Linked DNA regions of Homo sapiens: regions 1 and 2 are each linked to region 3. A link is a contact called in ENCODE Hi-C or POLR2A ChIA-PET data. All regions are on one chromosome and are shown on one strand. Each heading gives the region's core, a stretch centred on a gene start or an enhancer-like site at or near the end of the contact. The rest is flanking DNA. Distances are from core to core; before and after follow the strand shown.

What was found. Hi-C counts contacts between places; a loop is a spot of excess contacts on that map. ChIA-PET counts read pairs that join two places held with the same protein, here RNA polymerase II (POLR2A). Pooled maps may share reads with other maps.
Region 1: a loop to region 3 is called in a map with no recorded cell type, with 4 times the contacts of the local background. The contact joins the promoter of SLC25A46 here to the promoter of EFNA5 in region 3. A Hi-C loop is called at or near these places in 1 of 37 single-sample maps with no recorded cell type and 2 of 50 pooled maps. POLR2A ChIA-PET finds 5 or more read pairs at or near these places in 1 of 52 experiments (PC-3).
Region 2: a loop to region 3 is called in a pooled map, with 6 times the contacts of the local background. The contact joins the promoter of MACIR here to the promoter of EFNA5 in region 3. A Hi-C loop is called at or near these places in 1 of 37 single-sample maps with no recorded cell type and 5 of 50 pooled maps. POLR2A ChIA-PET finds 5 or more read pairs at or near these places in 1 of 52 experiments (SK-N-SH).

What each region holds. Positions count from the first base shown.
Region 1 is chr5:110,736,941-110,741,465 of GRCh38, forward strand. It overlaps SLC25A46 (solute carrier family 25 member 46), which reads left to right and starts at 2,067. Exons shown (of 8, transcript NM_138773.4): 1 at 2,067-2,462. The coding sequence starts at 2,180. It also overlaps a transcript of TMEM232 not described here. RefSeq lists enhancers at 1,650-1,699, 1,950-2,079, 2,090-2,159, 3,404-3,905, 3,906-4,405.
Region 2 is chr5:103,256,061-103,260,316 of GRCh38, forward strand. MACIR (macrophage immunometabolism regulator) reads left to right here and starts at 2,703. Exons shown (of 3, transcript NM_033211.4): 1 at 2,703-2,836. RefSeq lists silencers at 2,364-2,873, 3,084-3,463.
Region 3 is chr5:107,668,614-107,672,756 of GRCh38, forward strand. It overlaps EFNA5 (ephrin A5), which reads right to left and starts at 2,324. Exons shown (of 5, transcript NM_001962.3): 1 at 1,876-2,324. The coding sequence starts at 2,000. RefSeq lists enhancers at 1,477-1,556, 1,957-2,086, 2,797-2,936 and silencers at 1,717-1,786, 2,357-2,406, 3,767-3,836.

The DNA of each region.
Region 1 (4,525 bases), core at 817-3,316, 3.1 Mb after region 3:
TCCCTCACTTCATTCAGTTCTCTGCTCAAAGGTCACTTCTTCAGAGAGGACTTCCTTATTCTAAAAAAAAAAAAAAAAAGCTTCCTTTATTGCTCACTTAGGCTTTTTTAATACAATCATGTCATTATTTGACATTGCACTATATTTGACAGGATATATTTATCTGTTCTTTGTCTCCCTAAACTAGAATGTCAGTTCTAACAATGCAAGCACCTTGTCTGGCTTATTTATCATTCTATCCTTATTGCTTAAAATAGTATCTGACACGAGATAGGTGCTTAATAAATATATTTTTGTTAAACAACTGTATGGATATACACTTTAAATAATAAATTATTAATCAATAATAATTATTTGATATTTGCATTCCTGCTTATTTTTTTCCTATTATGAGCAAGCATGCCATAAACATATGTATGTTATCCATGCCAGAAACATGTAAAAAACCCCTATATTTGTTTTCTAAGATTTTGGAGTCAAAAAATATGGTTATTTTTACAGTTTTTGATACATAGTGCCAAACTGCTCTCCATCAGAAAGTTATGTTTTATATCACTTCAGAAATTAATGAAAGCTACTTTCTTCTCACCTGGAAAGACAATGTGCATTTTCCCTTTTAAACACCTTAATACGTGAAAGATAATTAAGATTTACCTTTTTTCAATTAGTAAAGGACTTTTTATATGATATTATCTATTTACACTTCCTTTTTTTGTATGAATTGCCTCTACATGTCCTTTGCTCATATTTCTGATTTGCCTTTATTCATTGGTATGAACTCTTTGTACATTAAAGCTACTGTTCCATTGTTTAAACCATGTTAAAATGTCATTTTTCTGTTTGTGATTTGCCTTTCAATTGTGATTACTATATATTTTAAAATTTACTATATGGACATTTAAATTTTATACAGTCAAGAGACTCAACACCTTTGCCCAAGCTGCATCGCAATCAAATTTAAGAATGTCAATTCGTTATTTAAAAATGTTAATTATACATTTTAATGTACGCTATCAAAATATCTCATGTAACCCATAAATATATACACCTACTATACACCCATAAAAAATAAAAAGTGATAAAACCACAGAAAAAAATGTCAGTTCAATCAAAACAAAGTTGATTATCACTCTCAATCAAGGTTCGCATCTGGAAGATCGAGAACTGCACGTCAGAGTTCTCTTGGAAAAGCTCTAGGAATCCTGGGCTTCCAACGAGTTGAAGGAACATAGGATGAAACCATGGAAGTCTTCCTCAGATCTGGGGAGGGAGCCTGGCCCAAGAGCCCGTGGAGCTAATGAAAACAGGTAGTAGGGGACGCTCTACAGTAGTCCTCTCAGTTATTCAATTAGAGGTCCCAATTTTGAACGATATAACTGGGATTTCAATACCCTGAGTGATTTAGACACATCAGAAAAAAATACGACAGAAAACTATAGTTTCTTTACAGCCTTAGAAAAGGAAAACGCGTAATTTCTAACTCCAGGAGGACAGTATTCGAGTACGTGGGTTTCTTTCACCCCCGACGTGCACTTCAACTTTTAAAATGCTTGCTCTGGTGGTCCACAGTACTTTCGCGTTCACTGGGCGGTACCATATCTCTCAATAGATTTGATCCAAAACCCCAAGTGCGGGAGACAAAGCTAGGTGGAACGTTATTAACCCTCCACAACTCCAACCTCTACTAGCTTCCTCGGAGCAGGCGAGGCACCAGGCCCGTGAGAAAACACTGAGATCTGGGGCGTAGCTGTGACATGGGGTATTTCTGGCCGGGATCTCACCGGGTAGGCTCCACCCGCGGGTTATCGGCTCCCTCCAAGAAGCATCTTTGAACTCCTCCCATGCAGGCCCTATTCCTACACCAGTTCTCTTTCTGGAATCTCTTTGGTACTGTGTTTCATTAATCCCACAACCATATTCCCACCTATTCCCTAACGACAACAAACTTTTAAGGTCCAGGTTACCGCCGCGTCTCCCTAGCAACCGTGCCCTTTAATGGTTGCCGGAAGAGGCTATAATCACGTGCTCCGAAGACTTCCGGGTTTCCAACGTGACTTCCGGTTGTCAGAATTTACCCCTGACGCGGCGGCGGCCGACGGGAAGCTGTGTGTGCTTAGGTCGTGGTGGCCCCGGTGGTGGTGGGCTCCGGGCGGGCTCGCGTCATCCTGCCCCCGCTGCGATGCATCCGCGGCGCCCGGACGGATTTGATGGCTTGGGCTACCGGGGTGGTGCCCGGGACGAGCAGGGCTTTGGCGGCGCCTTCCCTGCAAGGTCCTTCAGCACCGGGTCGGACCTGGGCCACTGGGTGACGACTCCCCCAGATATCCCCGGCAGCCGCAACCTGCACTGGGGCGAGAAGAGCCCGCCCTACGGCGTGCCCACCACCTCCACCCCGTACGAAGGCCCCACGGAGGAACCCTTTTCCAGTGGCGGCGGCGGCAGTGTGCAGGGGCAGAGCAGTGGTGAGAAGCATGGGGACCGACACAGGGATGAGGGGTTACTGGGGCCGCGGCTTGCGGCCTGCAGACCCCGGAAGCGGCGCAGAGGATCCCGCCTCCTATTCCTTCTCATCCTATCGCGCGCCACACCCTTTGCCCTCCTTTGGTCCTCTGCCCCTGAGGCTGGCCTCCTCTTCCTCACAAACGAATTCTCCTGGATCAACTCCAAAAAAGACATCTGCCTTAGCTATGGGGTGCATAGCAGGAATTTTTAGAGGTTTTGGTGTCTCAACTGATGGTCTGAGTTAAAAAGGAGATTGGATTATTAACTGTTCCCTGATTCACTTTGGCAGCTCTATTTTCTTGATTTAATTAATTAATTAATGTGTTTACTTGTAGTTTTGTGTTCTGAAAAGAGAAGCCTTTCAGCATAAGCATACTTGGGTTCAAACTTGGTTGTGCCACTCGTAATCTGAACAACTTAACCTCTGTGAGCCCTCAGTTTTCTCATCTTTAAGATGTGTAGAAGAATCCTGTATGGGACACATAGGCTAAAAAAAAAAAGTTTCCTTCCTTTTCCTTTTTGAACACAGGAGTTTTGTCTGCTTTTCAGATCCCCAGTCTAGAAAGTTTCCTTCCTATAATTTTCCTTTCTGCTTTCCTTCTGCTGACCTAAAAACTACATATAAAAGTTAGAAACACTGATACAATTTCAAGATAGGACTTCGGAATCATGACATAATTATTCTCCATGGGATGTCAGAAAAGCTGCAACACTGCATGATGTAGATATTTTCAACATCCTTTTTTATTCATAAAATGTGAATAATGGCTACCTCTTTCTATTCTTCTGGAATTGTTAGAATAATAGATTAATGGTATTAATATTAAATTTATTGTAGAAATCAGCTTTATTCTTATTTCCTCGACTTTGACTTGGAAGTACAATAATATTTAACTAAGAAGAACAGACTAACGAATGTCTAGTGAGTAAATGAGGATGTGAAGAAAGATAGATGACTTACCTAGCTAATTGTCATACAATTAGCTTTTTGACTCTTCCCGGTTTAAAGTTATGCTTTGGTGGTTACAATGAGGAGGAGTTCCTTGACACAAGCAGGGGTTTATTTTGCAGCCTTAACAGGTGGGTGAATGTTAATTTTGCAACAAAGATAGACACCTAAGAGACTTACACAGTAAACAAGATTAAACCTTCCTAACACCTTCCAGAAAATGCTAGTAGCATTTTCTGTTGCTATTTGGGGATGATCTATACATACAAAATGGGTAAGGCCGGGCGTGGTGGCTCACGCCTGTAATCCTAGCACTTTGGGAGGCCAAGGCGGGCGGATCACGAGGTCAGGAGATCGAGACCATCCTGGCTAACACGATGAAACCCCGTCTCCACTAAAAAATAGAAAAAATTAGCCGGGCGTGGTGGCGGATGCCTGTAGTCCCAGCTACTCGGGAGGCTGAGGCAGGAGAATGGCGTGAACCCGGGAGGCGGAGCTTGCAGTGAGCCGAGATCGCGTCACTGCACTCCAGCCTGGGCGACAGAGCGAGACTCCGTCTCAAAACAAACAAAAAAAGGTAAAATCTAAGGTAAAAGTACCGTAGGTGGGTAAAAGAAGCTTTCTATTTAGCTTATACATTTTTCTAGGGTAAACTGCGTAATTTCCCAGGAACATGCTTAGGTGGCCTTGTTCTGATTGAAAGGGAATAGTGAGGGCAGTTGCTTCACTTGAAAGAGAAGAGGAGAGAAAGAATTGTAACTTGTGAATATTGTATTATAGTTAGAATTTGATGTCTGGTCCCCTGGGGTTGTAATAGTTCACCACTATGACTTTGAGTTTAGTCAAGAAGAAAGGCTTTTCTCTTTTGACATATGCATAGGAATGTTCCCAGCTGTGAACTTTTCCAGTAACATAACAGACATACCATCTGTAGTAGCATTTAGGTATCCAGTAACCTACTCCAATTAATTAAACAGCTAGCCTCAAACTATTTAAAACTTGAAGAGATGGGGGAGAGCTGTATTTACCCATTTTGGTTATCCCTAAGTACCCTTTCAAGTTAATAATTTAGAG
Region 2 (4,256 bases), core at 1,453-3,952, 4.4 Mb before region 3:
GAGAAATAAAATCAAGTGCAGATTCACGTTCTATGTTCTTCTCCTAGTCTCCTCAGTGTCTCAAAGGGCTGATCCCCGTAGGCTGTTTCCCTGGCTCCCATGGCAGGTGTATCAGACTTGGCCAATGCAAGGCACTGGAAGGAGATTGGAGGGCAGGAGAGGAGAACGTATAGTACATTTCCCCCTTCTCCCTCCCTAGATTGCTTCTTTGGCAGTGGTTGTTTCTCCTCTATGGCCGCAGCTCTCACCAGGCTGGCCATGCTGCCTGGGCCCTGGACTCCAATAACCCTGCCTCTTCTCTTATTTCTCCAGCTAGAGGTCGCAGTTGCTAGTTTCTGGATTACTGTGCCATCTCCTGATTAGCTTCTGACTTTTCCTATCACCTACGTTACCAATTTCTTGCATTCAATTACTTCTGTAGATACTCAAAATGGTTTCTGTTTTCCTGGTTAGACCCTGCTTGAAACAAATGAGTTTATAGAAAAGAAGGTAATGTGGTATTTCTTGCACACCTGTCTTTGTAGATTCTGTTTTACATCATTATGTTGTTATCAAATTCACCTATTCTGTTCTCTCAAGCTGGTTGTTTGCTAGCCGACATCATTTACATCAACGTAGTATAATATTTCCCAGGCAGCTGACATTTTAAAGTCATTTTAAAGGGATTTTCTGGAAAGGATGCCTTGAGGCAAAGACATAACTTACACAAGGAGTGTGTGAGATGGAGCTTCTGAGTCCCCAAATTCAGAAGGCCTTTCAGGGCTCTGGGTCTATTCTACATTTGGGCCTAACCCTTTATATGAATGCCATTTTTCTTTATAGGTTGAAGAGATCTTCCTAAAACACTAAAAAGCTCTGGGAAGGGATTCTGCATTAACTTGCACCTCTTATATGCCCCTCAGCCACGGCACTTGCAACCCACATCCAATCCGAGTGAAGACAATACCCAGTCAGTATCTCTAGGTGGCATAAACATATCCTTGATGGAGCCACACATAAAGCTATTATCAACCATTACTGCATGGTGAATTGGTTTATTAGGTGTTCTTTGTGACACTCAAGAACTGACTTAGGTTCTGATTGGGTGAAGATTCAGGGTTAGGATGGGAGCATAGAACACCACCCAGGGAGGGAGGCAATTTGGAGACAATGCCCTCAAGAGAGCTAGCCTTGAGCCTAATAAACTAAGAGGGGAACTTTATTGCTTTTGGCCAAAGCACACTGCCAAACTCTCAGCGCAAAGGGCAAGTACAAGACATTCTTCTGAAAAAGTTATAAGATTTCAGACAGGAAGAAATGAAATTAAGTCTCTTAATATAAAATATACAATGTTTTGGAGGTGGTTTTATGAGAATGATCATCAGGACAATACACTATTGTGTCAAACAGATTATAATCGGAAATAATTCTCGGTGTATTCTCCTAATGTACTGATGCAAAAAAAGTTTCTTCATTTATTTATTCATATTATGTTGTGCTAGCTTCTATATTTTTGAAATTACATGCAAATCTATGTCGGGAAAAAAAGTAACTGATGTTTTGTAAAATTGTTTAGGGAACATTCCTTAAAACTTATTCTTCCCTCTACCTTCCTTTACTTATTTTAGGGCACATAAGCAGTAGCATAAAATGGCTTATAGCTGAGCGGCCTCCGGGAGTGGTTCTGTTGGACTAGAGGTGTTTATATATTTTTTGCCTTTATATTATCAGGAACATATGTAGATTCTGGAACAAGTGTGAATCAAGACTCGTTTAAACTTATATTAATCTACTCCAGATTTATGTCTTTTATGTTAAGATAAAGCATTTTGTCTTTTAAAAAATAAAACTCTCTTGATTGGACACTGGTACCGAAATTTATAACACTTATAAACAATTTTGGGGTTCACCGACTGCGTACACATTCAGCCTTAGCCACTCAGTAGGCATATGACCTAAACTTTCTGCATTTTTAAAATGTGGATCATAATTGGTTACTTCCTCACAGAATGGTTATTGAGAGATGTAAATTTGGATATGCATGCCAGTAAATATTCTTATTGCTGAGCTTAACCAGTTCGGCAGAAATGTACATGAATTGAGAGAAGCAAATCTTCATCAAAGAAAATAATTTATTACAATAATAGACAAGATCAACATTTGTGCAAATTAAAAAATAGTTAATCCAATCAGAATCTGAATTTGAACTCCCCCCCCCGCCCCACCCCGCCACCTTCACTGGGTATTACGAGTTTTCGTAGACTGATCCTATAATTTTTAATTTCATGGCCTTCTAGTTTTCTGTACTTTTGCTTAGTGCTGAGCCCTTTAAGCAGAGACTCACAAGTGACAAATATCAGCACACCACTTAACTGAGGAAGCCGGAGTGTTCCCAGGTCCGCAAGTTGGAGCTCTTTAGTTGGAGTGCTGGGTTTAGACTAGAGAGCGGGTGTTGCGACTCCTCCTCCCCACCACCAGTCAACAACCCCGCCCACCCCCGCCAACTTCTTCTGGCCTCTTAGCGCCTTTCTGCAGCCAGCCGGCCCGCCCTTCCTCCGGGTGTCTGAGAGCTGGGCGCAGGAGGCGGGCTCAGCGCTGACGGGCTGCGCCTCTGCAGCCAGAGGGAGGAGGCGGGAAGGCGGGCGGAGGAGGAGGCGGAGGAGGAGGCGGAGGAGGGGGCGGGGACTAAGCAGGGCGGTAGCTGGCGCCGAGCGCGGTGGGAGAGGAGAGGGTACCCGGCTGGCTCGGCTGGCGGCCTCTGCCTGGATCTCGGCGCCGCAGTCCTGCGCCTCTCCCGCCCCTGTCTCCCGCTCCGCAGCCCCGGGCACGGCGGAGGCAGCGGAGCCCTGGGCCATCGGTAGGTTGCACGGGGACGACGGCTCCGTCTGTAACCTTTTGTGCTGCAGAAAAGGTGGTGGTTATGGGGGGCTTGGGGGAGTGGGTTTGCCCCAGGCTCCGATCCCCAGTGCCAGCCCTAATCGCGGCGCCGCCCCTTCCTCTCCGCCTCGTGTCTGGGCCGGGCGCACGATGCCCGCGGTGCTGGGGAAACCCGGCCGGACCAGCTTCTGCGATGGGCGGCGGGGCGGCCCCAGCGTCCCTTGGCCTTGGTGGACCGGTTCCCAGGCACCCGAAGGGGACTGGGGTCTGGTAAACTGGGTGGGGCCCGCGCGGGGTGCGGGGAGCTTGCGGTTCCCTGGCACAGGGGTGGGGCCGCAGACGCCGTGAGTGTGCAGCGCGTGTGAGTGTGCGGGGGCGTGCGCCCCCGTGTGCGCGCGTCGTGCGCTCGCTGGGGAGGTGCGGGGACTCGGCGACCCGGAGCGCCTCTCCCGCGGTGCCGCGGTGCGGAAGTCGGGGCGCGTTGGCGCGCACGCTCGCTCGCTCCCTCCCTTGGCCGCTGTTCCCGCACCGCGGGGCAGCGGGCCTGGAGGCCCCTTTGAGAAGTAGCTTTCCCCGGCCGGCGGCACCTTTGGCTGCGTGCCCGGCCGCGCTCAGGGTGCGACTGCCCGGGTCAGATAGCACCTCAGGGCGAGCCCCGGCGGTCTGATCTCGCCGACCCTCCTCGTCCTGGTTGCAACCCGCGTGCGAGGCCGCCCGCGCCCTCCGAGTGTCTGCCGGTGCAGTGGGGGTGGACTGGCCGGCTGTGGCCGTGTGTGCGCGTGTGGATTGGGGCCCGGTCCGAGCCAGAAGCTTAAGCGGCAGATGTCGGGCATTGCCACCCTCGCCCCACCTGTCGCGGGTGGACTTTGGGGCAGGTGGGAAGCGGAGGAGAGGGGTTTCGAGGCGGGTGGCAGTCAGACCTCCAGCAACGCGGCCCCATTGTGAAGCTGCCAAACTCTCTCTAGTGGTGGAATCTGCAGGTCTCCGCCAGAAAGGAGATGGGAACGCGAAGGGAATGATGGCCCCGTCCTTTTCCCCTTGCTAGTGTTCCACACGCTTAGGGACTCCCTGCCTCTCCTTCCACCTCAGTTTTCAACCCAGTGGGTTACTGATTTGGGTGGAACCAAGATTTCCGTGTGTGTGTGTGTGTGTGTGTGTGTTTGTGTGTGTGTGGTGCACAGGTAAAGCTGGAGCTGGGAACTTTTTATTTGAGCAGGAAGAATGGAGGCATTTTACAGTGTGCTTGCCGCTCCTAGCTGAAAGAACAATTCTTGCATATTTCTGATGTTACTAGACTCATTTTCCTTTTTTTTTTTTTTCCGAAGAGCCAACCTACAATTTAGGGTTGTTAGTTGTTTTATTTTCTCAAATCCTGTAATGCTGGATTGACACTATAGAGG
Region 3 (4,143 bases), core at 1,074-3,573:
AAAGACAACCGAGAGCAAGATATCCCAAATTCAAAGAAACTATTTCAGTGTTGCTTTATTTAATAAGGTGCTAAAGTTCAGAGATACAAATTTCTGCTTCGTATATGCTGCCTAATAAAGCACAAACGGGGAAAAAAAACTAACCAACATAATGAGACTGGCTTTTAACACCATCACAACTGGAAAGCTTGCTCTATTTGTCTTGTCAGCTTTAATAAAAGGCATCTCTCCTCTGGCAGGATGGCTTCTTTTTCTCTTTTCCTAATAGTGGTAAGTGGCATGTCAAAGAAGAAATCGCTTCCCATTCCACCACCCACCTCCAGGAGACTCTTGTTTTTTGAACCAAACTTTCAGGAATATCTCCACTCCTGTTCAGCGGTTCATTTAGGACTTGGGCGGCTACCTGAGTAAGACTATCTTGGACTAGCGGGATAGGGGGAACTCCCTCCTGGTTCTGTAACCGGCGGACTGCTTGTGGGGAAATCTTCCCATCTTCATCTGCGCTGACATTATTCAAGCAGGGAATCCCTCTCTTGCCTGCATGCTGAGGGGAGGCTGGAGGCAGGCGGAGAGGGCCCGCAGGAGATAGAAAAAACTGGAGGCGCCCACCGATACCCTCTCTCCTGGAGCCCGGGGCGCGCACCAACTCTTAGGCTAACCCCTCGGCCTCCCGCCTCTCTCTTCCCAACTTCCACTCCAGCCCAGTGAAAAACCTGTGACTTTAGATGCAATCGGTACTATTAATAAATAGCACCTAGGAGGGCACCGAGACCGGCACACAGCTGGAAGCTAGCCTCTGTCCCAGAGAAAGCAGTGCGGTATGGGCCTAGCGGGGCCGACTTCTGTGCACAGGCCGGGAAGCAATAAAGGTTCGGAACTGCTCCAGACCCGGAGGACCCCGCCGGGCACTCTGGATAACCTCCCCACTCCACTTCCAGGGTCCGAAAACACGGGACGTCTGCGACTGGCCGGTGTCCAGCACGCGCACTAGGACCGCCCCCGGCGCCCACCTCTAGTCTCCCGCATACCCGGCGGGCTTCGGGACGCCTACAAATCGGTTCCAGGTAATCGCGCGCGTTCCTCCGGCAGCACATCGCCAGGCCGCGGGCGAAGGGCTCCCACCTCCTGGCTCGGCCAACTCTGGCAGCTTGTTCTGCACACATGACGTAACCCGGCATTAGATCAAACTTTCTGGCACCTTGAACCCACTGGGGTGGGTGGAGGGATGGAGAAGATGGGAGAATCCTCTCCACTGCCAGGCGCGCCGGGCCCAGACTGACTCAGGGGCCGAATGATTTCCTCGCAGTTGAAGAGGAAAATAAAAACCTAAAGCTTCCGCTTCCCAGCCCCCCTCACTTCCCCCAGCCCGTGCGCTCTCTCTGCGCGCACCGGGAAAAGAGAAGGGAAAATTAAAATTAAAAAAAAAAAAAAAAAAAAAAAAACTTTGGGGGATGTTTGGCGGGTTCTCTCCGCAGTCCCTGCGGACCCACGCTCCAGGAAGGAGCTCCCGGCTGCGCACACTGGGGGCTCCCCGCGCCGGGAACCGGATGCCAGCCAGATGCCGGGGCTGGGAAGCAGAGAAGTCCCTACTCCCCGGCTCCCGCCCTTTTCCGAGTCTCCCGGCGCCCCGCAGAAGCAGTTGGTCTAGGCAGCCCCGGGGACTCCCAGGGGTACCTGGCCTTTCCGCGGCGGCTTAACAAAGAGGGGCGCGACGCGAGCGCTTCCCGCCGACGCCTCAAGCCATCAGCGCCCGGGCGACGCAGGCTCCGAGGGTGCGCGCCGCCAGCGGTTGGTGCGCGCCGATCCCCGCCGCCGCTCCTTCCGCAGGGCCCCGAGGCCCGGGTAGCCCTGGCTCTCCGCCTGTTATCGGCTTACCTGGGGTTGCTGCTGTTCCAGTAGACAGCGTAGCGGTCGGCGACGGCCTTGGAGCCCGGGTCCTGGCTGAACACACACATCCAGAGCACCAGAAACACCAGCGTCAACATCTCCACGTGCAACATCACGCCTGGCCAGCGGCGGAGCCCCCGACGCGCCACTCCGGGGAGAGAGCGGGGATCCGGAGGGAGGGAGGCAGGCAAAGGGACAGAGAGAGAGCGGGCGCCAAATAAATATGAATAAATAAAAATGAAAGTGGGCGAGAAAGGAAAGAGGCGCCCACCAAGCTGGGGAGGGGTAGGAGAGCGAGAAGAAAAGAAGGCGGTGGGATGGGGGGTGATAAAGACAAACTCGCACCCCCACTGGAGGGTTCAGGAGGAAAAAGGAATCACAAGATGGAGAGAAGCGTGCGTGTGTGTGGTGGCGGCGGCGAGGGCGGGGGAAGAGGTGCCAAGCTGTGTCTCGGGCGGCGGCGGCAGGCCGGTCACCCCGGGAGAGGGAGGTGCGCGCCGGGCCGGGCGGCTGCAGCGCGGGTCGGGGCAGGCGGCGGCGCGCGCTGCACAGTCACCGGGAGTTGCGCGCCGCAGCCGCGGGGAGACATACACCGGCCCGCCGGGCCCGGCTCAGCGTCGGCGCAGCAGGCTACGCACGGCTCCGCCACCGCCCGGGGCCCTCGCACTGCGCCACGCTTCGCTCCAAGTTACTTTGGCGGCCGGTGGGAAACTGCAGGAGAAGGGCGACGTGCTGATAGAGGGCTTCGCGCTTGTGGTCCCGGGAGTCTGAGAACCCCTTTCCTCAGCCTCCTCTGTGCCTTAGCGGGGCGACCCCCAGAAATCTCAGAGGAGTCGTAAGTGCTGCGGTACCGGGCGGTGCGCCGAGAAGGGTGGGGATCCGGAGCCGCAACCCAGCCTTGTCGGTGTCCTGGAACTGGTTAAGCGGCAGCTGCGCCGGCTTTCGAAGCGGTCTTGCCTCGAAAACCTCAAAGAAAAGTTTGGCTCTTCGCGTCTTCCGGCAGGTCCCCCAGCAGAGTCGGAACGCGGCGGTAGCGGAAGAGGGCACCCCGGGGGCTGGCCGAGCCTCGGGGATTTCTCGCGCGTGCTTTCCTTGGCTGGGTGTGGGTGCACCACAGTGAATGAAGAGCAGAGGTTAAGACCAGCCGGCCTGGCAGAGCTGGGATTCCTAAACCTGCAAGACGACGCCAACCCAACTGTTCGGCTGGAGAGCGGGAGGGGAAACAATCACTTTCAAATGGATCCCTCCAACTCCTGGATGGGCCGATGTCAGTCTCCGATCGCCTTCCGAGAGGGAGACTGAGCCCCCACACGCGGTGCCAAGAGCCCGGGGTGAGCTCTCAGAAGTGTCCCTGCGACTCCAGCGGGTCCAAGCCTAGCAACTTGTAGAGATGCATCAATCAGTTTGAAATGGGAAAAGAGGAAAAAAAAAAAGCGCACGAGCGAGTGGCACCTCCCCGATGACTACATCAGAAAACCTTCCCGATCCTCCCGCAGCTGCTCCTCTTTCCCTCCTTAGGCACAGCAGCAACAGAGGTGAAAACCACAAACCGAATCCTAAAACCCCTACCCAGGCGGGAAAATAAATAAACTTGAGTGCAGCAGCAGCAGCACGAGCAGCCCAGGAGGAATTGAAACGACTGGCAAGAAGTGGAAAGGGTTTTGTAAAAGTCAGTTTTGCAAAAGAGGGGGAAAAAAAGAGAGCGAGAGAAAAAATGCTTTATGGGAAAAAAAATCTCCTCGGGCACGCCCCCTCGTTAATGACTTGCGTGGAAAGCCGACAGCGGCGGCGACCCAGTGGCAGCAGCCTCAGCAGAGCGCGAGGCCGCACGCGTGAACGTGGACGTGGGCGGGGGGATGGGGCTCCGCCCGGGCGTGTTGCGCGGGACGCGGGACGGGCGGGCGGCGCGAGCGCGGGTGTGAGCTCCGGACGAAGCAGGGGGAGGTGCCGCCAGCCCGCGCCCAGCCAGCGCTGCTGCCGCTGCGGCCCGGGTCATGTGGACTGTCTTTTTTTTTTTTTTTTTTTTTTTCCTCCTTCCAAGCAGTTTACTTGGGAAGGGTGGGAGCGCGGTGGGGGGATAGCTGGAGCAACCAGTCAGGGAACGGCCTACTGTTTGCTTACAGATTGGGGGTTTTTCCTCTCTCTTTACTCCAACCGGATTGGTTTGCTCCACGAGAAAGAGGCGTTTTCCTAATCTCCCTTCCCCACGCCTCCTACCCCCTCCCCCGCCCCACCTTCTAGAAACCTGACTAATTG